Regions from separate parts of the Mus musculus genome. Here region 1 is linked to region 2. Evidence: chromatin contacts called from ENCODE Hi-C or POLR2A ChIA-PET data. All regions are on one chromosome and are shown on one strand. Each heading gives the region's core, a stretch centred on a gene start or an enhancer-like site at or near the end of the contact. The rest is flanking DNA. Distances are from core to core; before and after follow the strand shown. Region 1 holds the start of B3gnt7 (UDP-GlcNAc:betaGal beta-1,3-N-acetylglucosaminyltransferase 7). Region 2 overlaps Armc9 (armadillo repeat containing 9).

The links. A loop is a pair of places that touch in the nucleus more often than their neighbours do. ChIA-PET counts read pairs that join two places held with the same protein, here RNA polymerase II (POLR2A).
Region 1: a map of v-Abl transformed pro-B cells shows a loop between it and region 2 (2.2-fold over the local background). The contact joins the promoter of B3gnt7 here to the enhancer-like site in region 2. A Hi-C loop is called at or near these places in 1 of 37 maps with a recorded cell type or tissue (v-Abl transformed pro-B cells). POLR2A ChIA-PET finds 5 or more read pairs at or near these places in 2 of 5 experiments (both embryonic stem cell).

Annotation. Positions count from the first base shown.
Region 1 is chr1:86,301,807-86,304,506 of GRCm38, forward strand. It overlaps B3gnt7 (UDP-GlcNAc:betaGal beta-1,3-N-acetylglucosaminyltransferase 7), which reads left to right and starts at 1,415. Exons shown (of 2, transcript NM_145222.2): 1 at 1,415-1,748. The coding sequence starts at 1,738. It overlaps Gm28626 (predicted gene 28626), which reads right to left and starts at 2,254. Exons shown (of 2, transcript NR_151592.1): 1 at 2,158-2,254; 2 at 1,257-1,812.
Region 2 is chr1:86,262,343-86,265,042 of GRCm38, forward strand. The region is part of intron 23 of Armc9 (armadillo repeat containing 9); the gene reads left to right. Among named protein-coding and RNA genes, the nearest start is that of Gm46098, 6.9 kb to the left of the region's middle. Within about 2 kb of position 1,354, at least 1 of the 3 ENCODE cell types and tissues checked has a DNase peak (open chromatin) inside an H3K27ac peak, as active enhancers do.

The DNA of each region.
Region 1 (2,700 bases), core at 165-2,664, 40 kb after region 2:
TATCCTGGGTGAAATAGCAGAGACAGGGATAGGTAGCCAGTACCAAGCTAAGACAACCAGGACTGAAGACTGAGGACCGGTGTGACCTGGGACTAGTGGGACTGCAGTGACTCCTAGGGGCAGGCAGCCAGGCCTGTGAGACTTACACTTCAGGCCAGGGCTTCTTGAGGACTTAAAAGGGGCATTGTCCCAGGATTCTCCTCTGAATTTTTCATCTGAAGGCCCTTCATCATTTCCGACTGGAGCTTACAAATTCCAGAAAATTCCACTATTTGTTTAAGCACACACCCGAGCCTAAGGATCGCTAAGGGAAGGACAAAAGTAATCTTCACCCTTAGGACTCCCTGGGACTTTCTGTCTCCCTGTATTCCCTGGGAGAGGAACAGCATTGCAGAAAGGTATTGAGTTCCCCAGTCCTACTATCTGATAGAAATGCCTGAGCCGGGACTCAGGGACCACCTCCTGAGCCAGGCAGACCTCCTGGGTTTGAATAGTAAGGTTGTGACTTCATCTAAGGGTGTGTGTCCCTGACTCTAACTCCTGGTAAGATAGGAACAAACCATAGCACACGTCTCCAGAACCAAGTGAGCCACTGATGCCGGGGACCTAGAACCAGGCTTGACAGATAGGAAGTGCTGGAATGTAAAAAGTCCTGTGGGTATTTCTGAAGCGACCCCAGACCCCCAGACATCTGGATGACAGAAGGACCAGTAAGCAGCCTTATCTACCAGAAATGTTCCCAAGTCACCCAGAGGAGGCATCAAGGTGTCCCCTCCCTCCCTGTACTGTGATTGTGGTGTGTAGCCCACTCCCAAGAGAAAATGGTGCTCACACCGCAGAATAATAAAAACCTGGAGACAAAAAAAAAAAAAAAGTGGGGGTGCGGTTAAGTGAAGGATTTGTTGGCAATACAAGAAGGAGGTTTTTGTTTGTTTTGAGACAAGAGTCTCATTAGGGAGACCTTGCTGGCCGGGAACTCACCATGTAGACCAGGCTGGCCTTAAACTCGCAGAAATCCACCAACTGGGATTAAAAGCACATGCGAACACGCTAGCAAAAGAATGGACTTTTTGCAGAGGATAATAAGCCTTCTCACTGGGGGGTGGTAATGCAGAAAGAGTGGGAAACCCAGAGCTGGATTGACCTGAGCTGGCTGGGGGTCTAACACAGGCAACCCAGCATCATCTTCTCTTGAGATCGCCGCCCAGGCCTAAGCGAGCCCGGGAAGAAGAAAAGTAGACAGGGCAGAGATAAGGTAACTTTAGGGAAACAGCCTTTATCCACCTCCCTCCACTCTACACACCCAGGGCTACTCCAGAAGGAAGCAACCAGGCCGCTAGGCGCCGGGTGGGCGTGGAGGTGGGCGGTGTCCGACGTCCCCACGTGTCCCGAAGGAGGCGAGGCGGGCGACCCCGTGAAGGCCCAGCAGCGGGGAAGTCGCCGCCTCAGGATGTTGGCGATCTTCAAGGTCTCTGAGATTCTGGCTCTTCCCTTCGCGTTCCCGTGGGGCGTGCCTCTGAGGTGGCCAGGGCTGAACGGAGTTGCTGTCCCCACAGTGAGCCGGGGCACAAAGGGTTAACCTACCTGGGCCACCGCCCCTGAGGCCCCTCCTCCAGCCGCAGGGAAAAAAAGAAAGTCTCAGCGGGGGTGCGGCTCGGCCTCGTCCCGCTGTCCCCAGCCGCGGCGCTCAGAGCTGTGATCCGTGCGCCCCGCTCAGCTGCCCTGGACCGGGCCGCCATGTCTCTGTGGTGAGTCGGGGTCCCGGTGGGGCGCAGAGTACCTCCGAGCTTCACCTCCTCCCGGGGCCGCAGACTGCAAGGGATGCACGCTAGGTGTCCTGAGGCCGACCCCAGTTTCCCCGGGCAGCGAGGGTGGCGGGAGATGCGGAGCAGGGCGCGCCGCCGGAGCGGCAGATGGGATGTGGGAGATGCGAGGCGCACGCTTGGCTCTGCGGCCACGACTCCGGCAGCCTGTATGCAACGTCTCTCTAGCCTTGGGGTTTCACTAGCAGACACACACACACCCGACCCCTCCGGTCCCTCTTCCCTCCTGTGGCCTCTTCTCCGGACCGCCTCGACCCTTCTCCTTCCCCGGCTTTGCTCTTACTAATGGAGTGGATTGGTATGTGCGAGCCAGGGCCCTGAGGCTGGTTCTTACCCGGACTCCGGAGCTACGACGTGGAGCTTCTTTAGAACCCTGAGGACTGGAGTACTGGGTTCAGAATTCTCTTACTTCCATTCCCAGCAGCGCGCCTCCAGTCATTTCTGTCTTTCTCCATCCAACCTGGTAACCAGGAAGTCATGGGGCTCTTGAGGAAAGCTCGATGAATGTGGGTAGGAGGACTTAACATTCACTCACCCTGCGCCTCCGCAGGCTTAAAACCTGGCGTTATCTACTACGTGCTTCGTGGGCCCCTGGCTCTTGTACCTCCCAGACTTGGAGGTGAGAACCATCTCTCTGCTGGCCCAGTCCTGGAAAGTCATGAGTCTCCCAGTGTGAGCTAAGGAGGGAAGGTTCTTGGGGAAGGGGGCACAGGCAGGATCATTCCTGAGAAGAGCTAGGATTTCTGCCTCTGAAAAGGGTGTGCTGGGCTTACTTGACCAGGTAGGGGCCCCGGAAAGTGGGTTTTCGTCCCCAGGACTGAAGGGCTAGGCACCTCATTGCTTTGTGTAGAATATAAAGGTAAGGATAAGGAGTCGT
Region 2 (2,700 bases), core at 104-2,603:
CTTACAGAGATCTGCCTGCCTGTGCCTCCCAAGTGCTGATACGTGGAATCTTAGAATTGAGGGCTCGTGTATGTTAACAGAAGTGAAAGAGGCTCCTCTGGGGTCTGACACAAGGTAAATATGCCCAGTGGGAATATCTGATGACCCGTCAATGTGTCAGAGATCAGGGACAGTCAGGACCTCCTATCTGAGAGCCAGCATTGTCAACCCAGAAAAAGATGTTCATGCTGTTGGTTTTGGTTTTGGTCTGGGTTTGGTTTGGATTTGAGTTTGGCTTGGTTTGGTTAGATTTGATTTTTTAAACAGGCTCTAACTGTGTACCCTTGGCCAGCCTGACCATGACTCATGCCCACAGAGCTCTACCTGCCGCTGAGGACATGGTTTTAAGAATTGCTAAGACGCCAAACCTAATGGTGAACACCTATAATTGGAGCCCACAGGAAGCTGAGGCAGGAGGATCAGGAGTTTGATGCCAACCTGGGCCACATAAAAAGATGTGGTCAGGATAAAGGAAAGGGGAGGGGAAGGAGGGAGAGAGGAAAAAAGGGAGGGAGGGAGAAAGGAAGGAAAGGAAAGTCGCTGGGAGTGTTTCGGGGTGCAGCAGGCTCTTACAGGTGAGATAGATTGGAGAGAGATCAAAAATGACGTTAGCAAACGGTTCAGAAATAAGGTCAGAGGCCACAGACAGAAGCTGGACCCTGGAGTAAAACCAAAGAAGTTGTTTCGTTCCTCTATTGCTGCTGCCTTTCACAACCTCAAAGCACCCCTCTGAAGGCCTTGCAAGCCACTTCAGACCTGAGGAAACCTCAGGGATGGATCTACCTTGTCCCTTTCCTGCCCTCCAGACCTCCTGACCACACATAACCTACAGACAGAGCAACTTCAAGAGGGGGCATTCAGTCTCTAGCTCTGAAATAAAGCTAGTGTGTTGGGTGAGCATGGGCTCTCAAACTCCACTGGAGGAATGAGGCTGAGGCCTCATGGGCCGTCCTAATAGACTAGGAGGTGCTGCCATCCACGCCTTCAATGAGCACCCTAGTGTCTGCAGGACCCCCTACCTCCAGTGGCATCTTGGGTAAACAGAAGCGCCTCTCTTGTGGTGTCTGCAGTGCATGGCTCTACCTCTCTGGCCAGTCTGCCATGGCCCTCCTGCCTGCTCTTAGAGGAGCTTGTCCACCAGCTCAGAGCCTCCTTGGCTCTGGGTTTCCTATAGTGAGGGTAGGATCAAAATTAAGGAACATAGGGGGACAGTCCCAGTCTTAGGGGGACAGTCCTTGCTCACGCACTAGGCCAAATTTGCCCTTCCTGTGCTGGGGCCTCTTTCTTCCTGTAAATGCAGAACTCATTTCCGAAGCTTACCACTCAGGACAGCCCTTTCCCCTAAAATAGCCATTCTCACAGTGGCGGGCCTCCACAAGTCTCTCCTGGAAACGCCCTCACTACACCCAGCTGGCCTCTGAGCTTCCGCTGGGCACAGATGCCCCATGGAGTTGCCCTCATTATGCGAGTCACAGAATTCAGCTCTTTCTAGATGTGGGGGGTTCTATACAAGAGAGGATAGGGTGGGAAGAGGGAAGTGAACACTGTCCCTTCTTCCCCTCCCCTCTGACCATTCCAGGAATATTATTTCCCTCCCAACCCCTTCTTTGCTGGCCCGGCCTCTCAGCTCAACCCCCTTGTGGATCTCAACAAAGCACCCTTCCCTCCTACCTAACCACAAAGACAGGTCACACCCCTGACCACAGGCTTAGGGCAGCTACAGTCCTTCTTCCAGTGTCAAGGGGCCAGATGTGCTGTCAGATGGCCACAGCTGACTGCCACCATCCTCAGAGATAGCTCAGATGGGTGGCTGCCACTGTGTCCCCATTCCTGGCTGTCAGAAGGCATTTTTTGGATGAGTACATAGGAGACAGGAAAGCAGGGCTGGCAGAGAGCATTTGTCTCTGTCTTTGGGATAGGGACAGTACCTCACCCCAGAAGGGGGGGGGGTGTCCAGGAAGCCACAGCTCTGGAGACACTGGATGCTGATGCTGCTCCACTGGCCCAAATGGGCTGGGAGCATCTGGACACAGTTGCCACACAGGCTCCTTCCCAGTACTTTCCAAGACCTAGACTTGCTAACATATTGCTTTGGGAGGAGCCAGAAATAAAGTTCAAAGCTTACTGTCCCTTCTTCCACTGTCTCTTCCTCTTCCATAGAAAAACTTTCCTTTTTTCCTAAGGAAAAAAAATTAAACTACATAATTTGCTTGTATATGTGCATAACGTGGGGTTAGGACGTGTGTCAGGCATACTACACGTATGAAAGTCAAAGGACAACTTTGCGGAGTTGGTTCTTGCCTTCTCCTGTTGTGTAGTTTCTGGGAATTGAACTCAGGTCACCAATCTTGAGCAACAAGCATCTTTCCCTGCTGAGGCATCTCACCAGGCCCATCTTCTTTCTACAAGCTCCTTCAAATTCCCAGCCTTAAGTCACTGAAGAAACATTGATGACTTTAAAATATAAAATACATTTATTATACCAGGCTGCAAGTTCAAGGCCAACCTGGGCTACATAGCAAGAACCTGCTCCAAAGTTCAAAAATGGAACCGATAAGATGGGTCCCTGAGTATAGGCACCTGCTGCCCAACCTGAGTTCCATCCCCCAGACCCACATGGTAGGAGTGAATGTCTCCACACACTGGCTTTCACACCTACAC